Linked DNA regions of Homo sapiens: region 1 is linked to region 2. Evidence: chromatin contacts called from ENCODE Hi-C or POLR2A ChIA-PET data. All regions are on one chromosome and are shown on one strand. Each heading gives the region's core, a stretch centred on a gene start or an enhancer-like site at or near the end of the contact. The rest is flanking DNA. Distances are from core to core; before and after follow the strand shown.

Evidence for each region. A loop is a pair of places that touch in the nucleus more often than their neighbours do. ChIA-PET counts read pairs that join two places held with the same protein, here RNA polymerase II (POLR2A). Pooled maps may share reads with other maps.
Region 1: a loop to region 2 is called in a pooled map, with 4 times the contacts of the local background. The contact joins two enhancer-like sites. A Hi-C loop is called at or near these places in 8 of 50 pooled maps. POLR2A ChIA-PET finds 5 or more read pairs at or near these places in 2 of 52 experiments (T-cell and activated naive CD8-positive, alpha-beta T cell).

The regions. Positions count from the first base shown.
Region 1 is chr5:95,866,922-95,873,496 of GRCh38, reverse strand. All of the region lies in intron 1 of LOC105379091 (a long non-coding RNA gene), which reads right to left. Among named protein-coding and RNA genes, the nearest start is that of LINC01554, 18 kb to the right of the region's middle. Within about 2 kb of position 3,321, at least 7 of the 41 ENCODE cell types and tissues checked have a DNase peak (open chromatin) inside an H3K27ac peak, as active enhancers do.
Region 2 is chr5:95,754,224-95,761,331 of GRCh38, reverse strand. It overlaps RHOBTB3 (Rho related BTB domain containing 3), which reads right to left. Exons shown (of 12, transcript NM_014899.4): 6 at 5,571-5,936. Among named protein-coding and RNA genes, the nearest start is that of RHOBTB3, 26 kb to the right of the region's middle. RefSeq lists an enhancer at 729-778. Within about 2 kb of position 1,536, at least 15 of the 41 ENCODE cell types and tissues checked have a DNase peak (open chromatin) inside an H3K27ac peak, as active enhancers do.

The DNA of each region.
Region 1 (6,575 bases), core at 2,072-4,571, 110 kb before region 2:
CACTAAGTACTGCTGTGGAAATTGACCAGTGACCTAAGGTTATAAGTTCCTTTTTTCAGAAATCAGCCGTGCGTGGTGGCTAGCCGGGCACGGTGGCTCATGCCTATAATCCCAGCACTTTGGGAGGCCAAGAAGGGCAGATCACTTGAAGTCAGGAGTTTGAGATCAGCCTGGCCAACATGGCAAAACCCCATCTCTATTAAAAATACAAAAATAAGCTGGATGTGGTGGTGCGTGCCCATAATCCCAGATATTCAGGAGGCTGAGGCATGAAAATCGCTTGAACCTGGGAGGTGGAGGTTGCAGTGAACTGAGATCACACCACTGCACTCTAGCCTGGCGACAGAGCAAGACTGTCCAAAAAAAAAGGAAAGGAAGGGGAAGGGGAAAGGGAGGAAAGGAAAGGGAAGGAAAGGAAAGGAGAAAGAAAGAAGAAAGGAAGAAGGAAGGAGAAAAGAAAAGTTTCATGTAGCCTGTGTCTTTTCACTGCATGGGAAATCAGTGTCCCCAGAAGAGCATTCCAAACGGTCCTGAGACAACCAACAGGAGAGGAGAATCCAAAGCTCTGTCAGGCATCAAGTCCAAATGATGAGGTAGAGATGGAAACCAGAAACCAAGCAATGACATTGGAGGCCCATCTGGTCTGGAGCATGACAGGATGAAGCAGGATGAACAGGTCAAGGCAAGAGGTTCAGGCTGGAGGCTGTGGACAGCAGGTCCTGGATGGTACCCAAGAAGTGCTGCCAGGATGGGAATAGAATCTAAAGGACACTCGTGAGCAAATCGGTTTCATCAGATTATCATCCTAACTCACTGACCATGACTGTTATGATGATCCAGTAACAAACAAAAATGTGTCCTCTTTTTCTCAGTCTGTTGTAAAAAGTCATTTCTGCTCTGGTTTTTTTCTTTTCTTTCTTTTTTGTTTAGAGACAAGGTCTTGCTGTGTCACCCAGGCTGGAGTGTAGTGGCATGATAATAGCTAACTGCAGCTTCAAACTCCTAGGCTCAGGGGATCCTCCCAAGTAGCTAGGACTGCAGGCATGCCATTTTGCTTCACTTAGTTCATTCAAAAAACACTTATTGGGAAGAGAATAGATGTAAAATGGTAGTAAGATGCTGCTTAATATATAAAAATGAATAAGACTTGAGACCTACTTTCAAGAAACATATGGTATAACTAACATGGGTAAGAAGAGAAATCTATAACTATAATAAGATGCATTAAATGAGGTCAGTGAACGATCACCGTTATTATGAGAGTGATGATGATGGTGAAAGGAGCTATAAAGAGTGAAATGAGTGTAATCACATTCAGATGAAGGGATGGTAAAATCAAAAGGAAAAAGAAGAAATCATGGGCAACATTTATCCTAAGTAATGAGGTAGGGTGGTGTAATGGCAAGACATGGGCTCACCTCTCAGATCGTACAATTTCCATGTGCCTCAGTGTAACCACTGAGTTCTTTGAACTTTAGAGTTTTTTTCTTTTTCTTTGGAAAATTAGCGAATACTACTAACCTACTGTAAGGATCAAGTGGAATAATGCATGTCAAGATCCCTGCACAATGCCTGGCTCATAGTAGCTGTTTTGTAAATGTTTATTTTCCTTCCAAATTAAGTCTACTTGCGTAACATGCTTCATTCCTTAATTGCCATTATCTGTTGTATTAACTATCTAACATATATAAAGACTTTTTAAAAAATATTCTGACTGGGAGCGGTGGCTCACACTTGTAATTCCAGCACTTTGGGAGGCCGAGGCAGGCAGATCACTTGAGGTCAGGAGTTCACGACCAGCCTGGGCAACGCAGTAAAACCCCATCTCTACTAAAGATACAAACATTAGCTAGGTGTGTTGGCTCAAGCCTGTAATCCCAGCTACTCAAGAGGCTGAGACATGAGAATCGCTTGAACCCGGGAGGTGGAGTGCGGTGAGCTGAGATCGCGCCAGTGTGCTCCAGCCTGAGTGATAGCATGAGACTCTGTGTCAAAAAAAAAAAAAAAAGTTCTTACCTCTTGTTAAGTATATCTGTTATGTAATTGATTGTATAACTTTTAGCTGTATCATTGCTCTTGTTCTATTAACCTTATGTCTAAAAAGCAAATGATGTACACTGTACTTTCCTGGCCAAAAAAAACCCCACAAAAAACAAATAAGAGAACCATTGTGAAAGTGGTTTTCAAACTATCAAGTGTAGGAAATGGTATTATCATAATGTGTACCTTATCTTATGTTCCCTCATTTAGAAAGAAATCCCTGCCCTCTACCCTTTGAGTGGGAGACACCTTTAGCAGATTTGAACTGGGTTTTTACCCTGGCATGTCTTTAGGCAAGTTTTGTAGTGACTGCAGGCTATTTCTTTGGAATATTTAGGGTCTGCTTGAGGCTGGCTTGGAACTTGGCCAGTGCTTTCCATAGAGGTGCAACACTGTACATGTAAAAAGAAAATAGATCAGAATCTCCTGTAGCTGTGCTGTCTCGTTCCTCAGCTAAAGGTCATTCTTAATCCTTCTATAGCTCCCAGAATGCTGTATGCAGTGGTTTTTTAAATGCGCCAGGGAGGAAATGGCATCTATAAAGCAAAGCAGGAAACAACCTCTTCACAGGAGCAAGAGACCACAAATGTTCCAGAATTCCATTTAAAACACTGCAAAGATGAGTTCTAGGGAAACTTATGGTCATGTTTTTCCCATAGTTAAATTTTGGAACTATATTCCTGGGTAGGATTATGGCTGGGACTTTAACCATCAGCCTTCTGTAAAAGGGAATGAAGAAAGAGGCAAGTCCATGAACCAGTGTCACCACGGACGCAGAGGATGGTATTAACCATGGCTGGGGAGTTCCCACTAAACCCAGGGACCACCAAGCTGAGATCAATGTGAGACTAACTGCTTCTCAGAAACATAGAAATCAAAAGCAACACTGAGAATGTCACACTCAGACTGTTGTGAAGCACATGGCATTGAACACTGAGAATCCGTGGGCCTGACCTGCAGAGCTGACTCCTTTCCTTAGCAGCCCCATTTCTCAGGAGGAGCAGCAAACCCCCACCTCCAGTAGAAGCCAACCAAGTCCATTTCCCATAGCCACTGGCAGCCCCTTAATCACTGAGTATTTTCCACAGGCTGGACTACATAGAACTTACCCATTCAGAGAAGGGGTTATTTCAAAACTAAAAGTAAATTTGTTCTCTGAATATGATCTCATTTCCACATTTCCTAAGCTTACCAGCAGCTTGAGTTTCCTTTTTTCTATTCATAGCAGTTCCTTCATCTACTTTTGACTCAACCCTTATCAAAGCAGGTATAGTTCCCTCAGACATTTGTCTGGAAAAACCATGTAAGTGACTCAACAACAAACAACTAAGGAAGCATGAGCACTGCTGTATCATCTTTTTGGTTTAGTATCCTTTATTTTCTAGAAGTGATGCTTTTGTATCTAGCTTCTTTGTATGTATTAGCTAATAGAACAAAAACAGAAAAATATTTACATATATATATTTTACACAAATATATATGTATATATATAAAATGTGTTGGCCAACACCCTTATAATTTACTGCATAAGTTGTACACATTAAAAGAAAAAAAAGATAGCAATGTCTCCTTTAAAAGTTATGCCAAAATTAAAACCCATGCCACTTGAAAAGGTTAAAGCATACTATTTCTAACACCTATTAAACTTCTTTGCTTTCTTAAAACATTCTGTACAGATACTGCCTAACTGTGGAAATCAGTACATCCTTTTCCTCTTTTTAGCCCCTAAAATAAAACTAGCTCCCTCAAGCCAAAAAAAAAAAAGAGGTAGGTTTTGTTTTGATTTCTTCTTATGTGGTATCTCAGCTCATGCTGAGGAAGTGGCTGCAAACGTGTTCACTGTGCCCACACTGTGGTTCCCCAGGCTTGGGGCTGGGGGATGAAGTTTTGTGAAACTTGGTTTAGCCTGGGCTTATTTTGGTGCCTGAGCCCAAATATTTCTTGCCTCTTTCTGCTCCTACTCTCATGCCACTTTTCATTCTTTATTTCTTTTCTTTCTTTTTTTTTTTTTTTCTTTTTTTGGAGACAGAGTTTTGCTCTGTCACCCAGGCTGGAGTGCAGTGGCATGATGTCGGATCACTGCAACCTCCACTTCCTGAGTTCAAGCGATCCTCCTGCCTACAGGTGCATGCCACCATGCCTGGCTAATTTTTTTGTATTTTTAGTAGAGCTGGGGTTTCACCATGTTGGCCAGGCTGGTCTCAAACACCTGACCTCAGGTGATCCTCCCACCTCAGCCTCCCAAGTAGCTGGAATTACAGGTGTGTGCCACCATGCCCAGTTTTGTTTTGTTTTGTTTTGTTTTTTTGAGGGAGCAGGTCTCGCTATGTTGCCAAGGCTGGTCTTGAACTCCTGGCCTCAGCCTCCCAAAGTGTTGGGATTGCAGGCGTGAGCCACCATGCCCAGCCTCACACCACATCTTGATGTGGGCCTTAGCTTATTTTTATGTAGCTGTTAGCCCACTTTTGTACTTGCCTTCTCAGCTTCCCTCAAGGGGCCTAGAAGGCATCAAAGTCAAGACAACTCTAAAAGTTTATTTTGACAAATAGTCTAAAGCCATGACTATCTGTTGTAGAAATATCTGGTCACTTTAGCAAAAACACAAAGCAAATATACATTGGCTGTAGATCTCACATGAATTTTATCATTTCTTGCCATTAAGCTTATGCTATAGAAGCCTGCCAGTTGGGGACAAGCTGTGAAATTTGGGTTTTATAAGCAGATATACCAGGAAGGTACAGGTGATACTGTTCTTTTTAGTTCTTGTGATTGTCCTTTGGGCCAGTAGCAAAGAAGCCATCCTGGCAGAGGAGCTGACTTTGAGGTCTGCAGACACCCAAGGGGCTCTTGGATAGAATTCCAAGGTTCTATAAACTTGGATGGGGAAAGACCCACTTATTTGTTTTCACTAACCTGTAACTAAAATTTAGCAATTTTTTCAATTAAGAAGGCAGGTAACTGTCTTAGTCCATTTGTGTTGCTATAAAAAAAAATCTAAGTCTGGGTAATTCATAAGGAAAAGAGGTTTAATTGACTCATGGTTCTGTGGGCTGTATAAGAAGCATGGTGCCAACATCTGCTCCTTGTGAGGGCCTCAGGTTGCTTTCACTGAAGGCAAAAGGCAGTGGGGAACCAACAGGTGCAGAGATCACATGGCAAGAGAAGCAGCAAGAAGGAAGAAAGAGGGAGGTGAGAGGCTCTACTTTTTTTTGAGACTGAGTCTCTGTTTCCCAGGCTGGAGTTCAGTGGCGCGATCTCGGCTCACTGCAATCTCCGCCTCCTGAATTCAAGCAATTGTCCTGCCTCAGCCTCCCAAGTAGCTGGGATTACAGGTTCCCGCCACCACACCTGGCTAATTTTTTTGTATTTTTAGTAGAGACGGGGTTTCACCATGTTGACCAGGCTGGTCTCAAACTCCTGACTTCAAATGATCCACCTGCTTCGGTCTCCCAAAGTGCTGGGATTACAGGCATGAGCCACCACGCCTGGCCAGAGAGGCTCTTTTCAACAACCAGTTCTCTTGAGAACTAAGAATGAGAACTCACTTCTGCAAGAATGGCACCAAGCCATTCATGAGGGATCCACCCCCATGACCCATATACCCCCAAGCAGACCCCAGTCCCAACAGTGGGGGTCACATTTCAAAATGAGATTGAGTGGAGCCAAACAAACGATATCCAAACCGTAGCAGTAACAAACAACAATCAACACCTGTGACTCAGTCACCAACAGTTGTTGCTAATGCTTTGAAACATCATTTAAGTTCATCACCATTTTGAAGATACAATACTTATTTAAATCCATCAGTAGATCTTATTTAATGTATTAATAAAGAAGCATCTAACTATATCACATATTTTTAAAAAGTATTTGATAACTATTCTTCAGTATAATTGGTTTCTTTGGTATCCTATGTATTTAGTTTTATGCTTTTAAAAACAGCATTGTGAGAAAGAGTCAAGGGTTCTACAAGACTTCTAAAAGACACCATGTTTCTAAATCAAAGATTGGCACTCCCGGCAGTAGGTTTCTTGAATTGTCAGTTATAGATACATCAATCACAACAGAAACATGGTGGATGATAATGGCCAATGCTTAAGAAATTTAATTTAGGCATGGGCTTCTAATACGGGTTCAACCCTCCTGGGCTAAGACGCTTCAGTGAAAGGGTGGAGATAAAGAGAACCTACTGTCAGCAAGCTTTCAGAACTGCAAGGCAAACCATTGCATAACCACAGGCTTGATTCACTAGTTGGCCACCTTTATTCAGCTTGTTGAGATTACAATATTCTTGACTTCAAGGATGATTACAGGTTACTAGGCCTTCAGGTTCAAAATTGCCCTCTGCAGCTTTTGTGAACTCCCCTGACTCCCTATGTATTGCCCATTGAGTTCCCTGATTCCTTGTCCTAGAAGTTCTAACATAACTTTGACTTAGGGTTTCATTTAGAACTTTACAAGAAATAAGGTTGTCACCAACAGAAATTGACTCTGTAATGTCAGGTCCTACTGGACTTGAGATTATTTTTCCCTCA
Region 2 (7,108 bases), core at 287-2,786:
AGGAAAGAAATTTCAGCCATTATCCAAACCCAGTGTTAGTGGTATGCAGGAAAGGGAACATGTAAGTATTTTTTATGTCTGCACTCATCCAATCTAAAGAAGAACATAAGTACTGTCTCTGTGTTCTTTTACATACTTATATATGTAAAAGTTACATTGTTATTTAAGTAAAAGCATATTAACTAAAAAACACCTATAAAATATCTCCATTCAGAAGATTATCTAAAAGCAAGCAAGCATCAAATAATCTAAATAGATGGAATCAGTAGCAGGTAAATCCCCACAGGCCACTGAACTGTCTGAGAACACACACAGGAAGAATCACTCACTGAAAATGAAAGTAAGACTAATTCTCAAGAGCACACTGCTGATTGGGCTGTTTTCATAATTAGAAACATTAATCAAGTCATCTTTGAGACTTTTAGGTCCTAATAAACCAGTAATCCTAAGGCTGGGACTTTCCTTTTATTTTTCCAGTGGTAAAAACATTTAACATCAGATTTACCCTCTTAGAAAACTTTAAGTATATAATGCGATATCATTAACAATAGGCACAATGTCATACAGCAGGTCTCCAGAACTTACTCATCTTGCATAACTTTACTGATTGATCAACTGCAGACAAGGGCAGGATGACATCTTGCATCACTGACTGGGATTTTCTTTAGTTAACTTCTTAAAGCACTGAATCCACTTAGACTTTTAGAGCGCATGGTATACTCATGTATACTAGGCTGTGTTTTTATGCAATACAGAAAAGGACATGCCACGGAATGATTCTAAGAACTGGAGAATGTAAACTGAAGATGAAAGCTTGCTTCCACATATTTGTCTACTCAGATGGCATTTCAATAAGTGATGTGAAACTCTAAGGGCCATCTGTGGCAGGAAGAGCTCAAAGCTAAATTCTTGAGGTTCTTACAAATACTTCACTTCCTAACCATCTGAGATCATATGACTCAAGAATGTGCAACCATAACACTGTATCAAGTATTATAAGAATGTTACAATTGTATGCCATGTAAGAATTACTCCCTGAAGACCAGGAAAGGGCTGGCTTCACTTATCACATTACTCCTCGTTCCTTAGGATTAGTAGTTAAGTACTTATACATTATGCAGTGTTTGTTGTTATTCAATAGAAAACTAACGTATACAAAACAGATATACCTTGACTGTGTCTACTGAATCAAAAATTTGAATAGGAATAGATAGGTGTAAAATGTTAACCGGACTGTTGTTAAACAGGTCGCTCCTAAATAACGAACCAAATGTTCATGGTGACATAACACACACCAAATTTCAAATTCCTAAAGGTTAAAAAAAGCATGTTATTTAAAAAGAATTAAGATATTCTTTGTAATCTGGTTCTTTAAAAAAAAAAAAAACAAGGACAGGAGATAGGCTTATTATAACTCTCTAGCCCGTGTTTGCTCAAGGCAAATATTCCTGAGCACATGATGGAGTTCAACCTCTGCTTTACCAACCCATCTGATGGGAACACAAACAAACAACTCCTGTCTTCAATGGTTCTCTAGCATAACCCAAGGGCAGACCACAGCACTTCTGTGGGAAAACCACTGCATAACTGTGCCTTAACACTTGTATTCTATTCACAGGTTTAAAAATGTTAAAACAAAAACAAAACAAAACAAGCCTGGCCCATTTACTGAAGTCTCTGAGAAAAACGTAGGTTTAAAATTTTTGTTTGATTTGATTACAAAATACATTTTTTCAAAAACAGTGTCACTTATTCATACACAAACAAATGACTAGAGGATCAAACAAAGCAATAAATGTTTAAACATTTTCTGTTGATAGTGGAATCTGGGTAAATTTTTTTCTCTTAATTTTCAGCATTTTTCAAAATTGTCTTTTCTGTGCAAATACAGCTTTGATATCTCTTTTTAACATAATGTAAATGAAACTTTTCCTTGAGCCAGAGGTTGTAATCTGTAAATAATTAAAGAATAATAAATAGATACCTGCAGAACCAGTTATTTTCCCTTTTCCTTAACCAGCATCTGGATCTCTGCAGCCCCGGGTCAATGGCCCGTGCCCCTGCTCAGACCAGACAGCACCTCCGGCTTTGGCCGTGACGTACAAGGAGAGATCACAGCCGAAATGGGACGGGTCAGTGTCAGGTTAAGAAGCCAGGACTCTGAACTGGTTGAAGACCTGTAGCTCAGCAGGCTCTCCACACCATCATGCCTGCCTGCCCTCCGATCCCTATTCCAGGCTTACTTAATTTCCACCCAACCACTAGGCATCCATTTTTCCTCGCGTCAGGGACACACAGGGCACTGAGAGCCCCAGTTCTGAATAGCACTGCATCAGTCAGCCTTACAGCTCACCCCATTTTTACTTTGAATCCTAAGCTGTTAACTTGGTAGCCTTCCTGGGCCTCTGCACTGAATTCTAGGCCCTAGTTTGCTGGTTTTGGCTGGTTCCCAGTTCTTCCAAAAGCAGGTATTCCAGCTGCTTCTGGCAGTCCAGAGATCCAGCACCACCTCGGAGACTACTGGAAATGCAGAATCTCATGCCCCACTCCAGGTAACTGAATCAGAATCTCCACAGGAACAAGATCCTCAGATGATCTGCACACACTTTAAGGTTTGAAAAGCACTGGTCTAGACGATGAAGGGCCAATGGCAGGGCCACCCACTGTCTGAATGTTGGCCTTCCTGAGGCTGATCGCCAGAGTAATGGGACCTCCTGATTGAATGCCTGTCTTGGCCGCACTGTTCCACCCTGCAACCACAACCAGAGATGAGCTTTCTAAAGCCCAGTCTGATCATGCTTAAAACTCTAGCACAAGTCTAAGAGCAGCAGGAACAGCTTCCACAGGCCTTGCCCACCTCATCACCCACCAGCCATCACCTTTCACTCTACGCTCCAGCCATGGGAAACGGCCTGTGATCCCTGGAAAGCAGCAGATACCTAGGATTACACTTTTATTAATCAAATGTCCCCAGAATATTAATCTCTTTCAAACAGTATCAGAATGAGTGCATAAAAAAATTACAACAGGTAAATGACTCCGGGGAAAGGGTCTAGGGTAGAAGGATAACTTTTTTCTTTTCTTTCTCTTTTTTTCCATCTGCCTGTATTAATTTTGCAATTAAATAAAGCACTCCCCCTAGGAGAAAGCTAGGCAGGATCAGCCACTGGAGATACATCTAGCTATTTTACTGCTACTATGTTAAAAAGGATATAAGACGTCAGAGTGCTCATATGCCTTTGAAAGTAGTCAATAATAATTGTGGAAGCCTACTGAATAATTCATGTAATTTCAACAGAAAATTATCATACAAAAGTCACATCCCTCACAGTTCCTTAAACATATGATTAAAAACATCTTTTTTCTCTTAACATGTAAACATGTTAGTTTTTCAAAATCTTAAATTCTGAACTGTGACATTCTAAGTTTAAACGTCAAAATCTATAGTACTAAATGAAGTCTTTAAATAGTTTGGCTTACTGATATGATGATGCCCGGCTACTGGAGCCTACTCTTTAATTCAACTAAAACTTACAGAGAACCCGTTGAAGGCAATGTGCTGGGTGTGTGCTGTACAGGTGCTTAATTTATGCTTTTTCCAAGCCAATATTTCACTAACCTAGCACCACATTCTACTCCAATATGTATTTTTTATCCACATAAATCTGCGTGCTGCAACTGTACTTTTCAAAATCATAATTTAAGTTTTAACTTATAAAATTACATGACCACAAACCACATGAACAAAGTAATACCTTATTTTTAACATCAATTACTTAAATAAAGGCTGCCCCAAATTTCCCTACCTGTATGAAATGATACTTGCCTTGCAAACCTTAAACTTTTTGTCTGTTCCCAATTAGGCTTTACTTGAACCCTAAAAACAAATTAATTATAAATGTTTCTCCAGACACACTGCAGAGCAGGAGTGACCTTAGCCTAACAGGTTATCGCTACATGATTTGAAGTGGGTAAAGAAAATTAAAGACAGGAGTTCTGAGAAAACTTATATTTAGATGCTTACATTAAAATTCATTTTACATCTGTTCTTTTCCACTCTTACATGGGACACTTAGATGTAAGACCTTCAATTCATTTGCTAAAATGACTCAGATAGAACTTCCATCTTTAAAATATAGTTGCTACTGAGTTTTTAAAAGGGCAAAGAGAAAAATACTTGATAAGCTAAATCTTAAAAAGAAAGGGCACAGTAAGGAAAAAAAAAAGTAACGTCTATGATAGTCATAGCCAAAGTTAATTAGACCTCAACTAACACTGGATATTGATTTCCAGTCCGTAAGCTGAATGCAATTCTCTCTTTCACGCCCTACAAAACCTAAGAGTCAAACCGAAGAGTGAATAGCTAGGTTTTAAGGTGTAGACACTTGATTTCATTTACTCTTGGAATATTTTATGTCTTTAAAACTAAATTGGACAATAAATTCTCACATTTCATATTTTGGATGTTTTTTAAAGAAATAAAATATTAACATACTTGTTTGGCAGATTATGGTTTTTACAAGTAGATTTAAAACCAAGGCAAATACAAAAACATATGAAAAGATGCTTGATATCACTAATCATTAGGGAAATGCAAATCAATACCAGAATTAGATACCACATCAAACCCATTAAGATGGCTACTATTAAAAAAAATAAACAGCAAGTGTTGGCAAGGATGTGGAGAAATTGGAACCCTTGTGCACAGTTTGTAGGCACATAAAGTGGTATAGCTAGTGTGGAAAACAGTATGGCAGTAAAAAATCAAAAACAGAATTACCATGTGATCCAGCAATTCCACTTCTGTGTATATATGCAAAAAATAAAATAAAAGCAGAGTCTCAAAAGAGATATTTGTACACTATGTTCACAGCAGCATTACTCACAATAGCTAAAACAGTGGAAGCAACCCAAGCGTCCATGGATGAATGAATGGGTAAACAAAATGTGGTCTATATGTACTACAGAATATTATCAACCTTAAAAGGAAGAAAATCCTGATACATGCCACAACTTGGATGAACCTTTAAGACATTATGCTAAGTAAAATACATCAATCACAAAATGACAAATACTGTATGATTCCACTTACATGAGGCACTTAGGAGAGTTAAAATCACAGAGACAGAAAGTAGAATGGTGGCTGTCAGGGGCTGGAAAGAGGTCGGAATGGGGAATCATCGTTTAATGGGTATAGAGTTTCAGTTTTATAAGATGCAAAGAATTATGGACACGGATGGTGGTGATAGTTACACAACATTATGAATGTGTTTAATTCCACTGAACTGTGTTCTTAAAAATGGTTAAGATGGTAAAATTTATGTTCTATGTATTTTACCACAATAAAATGAAATTGATAGGGAAAAGATGAGGCAAGTACATTTGTAAGGAAAACAGAAAGCTTGGACCAATTCTTATATATAAAGCAAATAATATTTCATGTATAATCTTAATCTCAGATGGTAGGTAAAGACCACTGTAAAACTAACCAGTACCCTTGAGTGTCACAGGCACATTTCATTTCCAAAGCTTATGAGATTGTAAGTAACCAGAACCACTTGACAAGATACCTGAATAAATGAAGCGAAGGATGTCTGATAAACAAGAACAGAAGAGGGCGTCTTTAACAATGACTCGTAATGGTGGGTTGCCTGAAGATTCATGGCTAGCACCTGGAAATGCAGTATCTCTGTTTATAGCAAAAAGATCCTGGGTAGTTCGGATGATACTGGAATCCTGAATGTCAGTGGGACTCTTCACATTGAAAAGCAGCATGAAAACATGGCTTACAGCGCAGAGAACGATCTTGTGGGCCTCTACAACTTTCTTTAAATTGGGGTTGTAAAATACCACGTCCACACACTGGCAGCAGAACAGCAAGTTATTTAAGTCAGAGTTATAATGTGACGCTTCAGCCTTTAAGACAGGCATTTTTTCTGTTTTGAAAAAGAAAATAAAAATAATAAACTCCTTTCAGGTTTACAGACCCAACAATTTCATGTTTACTTTAAATATAATTGTATAATATTTTAAAATATTATTAGGTTAAAGCATAAGAAACAGCCAATATTTAACCATTTTTTGATGCACAAAAACAGCGATTTTCTACTACTGCTTAACCTAATTTATAAACATATATAAACTAATTATTCAGGAACTGTAGAATGTTATAACACAGACACACAAATACTATGTTTATTTACATTTTATAGAGCAAATGAAAAACCCACTAATGACGTACGGAACAATAAAATAACATTTCTTCTTACTTGTGTGTCCCAAAATAAAACAAGCCGCCAAATACTGAACTTTAGTATTTCACAGTCATCCTTCTTTACTTTTACCTTTGATTTTAAAAATTCAAAGTACTGAATAAGTTCCAAAGAACCCAATCTCACATCTGAAGTCCTTTTCCTCCTGGGACCAGAAGTAGAGGTAGAGGGCTGAGCTGTTAAAATTGTGCAACTTCTCAGAGTCAAGGCTCAGAGTCTTGAACTCGATCGTTTGAAAACATTGTGACCCCTTTATTTGGATTCCAAAACTAGCATTTTTTCCTTCTAGTAAAACACTTCAGCAAAAGTGCTAACTCAGCTCCCTAATTTCTAAAAGAGAATATAACCTTCAGTTTACTAGTTTGATCACCAACAAAGAGAGATGAGCCCTCAATCAACTCAGAATACCTACACTCCAGGCCCTCACCACAGACCCTAACTGTAAAACATCTGCCATCTCATTTTTATCCAGAGGAGCTGAGGAAAGTGACATTTGTGAAGGGTTGTTTGAAGGGTATGCAACCGTCTAAATCAGTAGAATTCAAACTTCTTTAGCAATAAAAATGCTTGATTCCAAAGCAAACCCCAGCCTATAAAACAGATAATAACGAAGTCCTTTGGAGGCCAGGCTCTCCCTGCACTGTATTCCAGTCCACCCTCCTCCCTTCTACTGCCTGTGGCCCCTTTACAGAACCCTAAATGCCATGTGCCCCAGAGCCCAGGATCCGTCCTTGGAACAAATCAGCCCCAAATATGTACCCAGACTGTATTATTCTGAACCTCTGGAATATCTTTAGTGTTATACACACAGCTCTCTTAACAGAAGAGTACAAGAA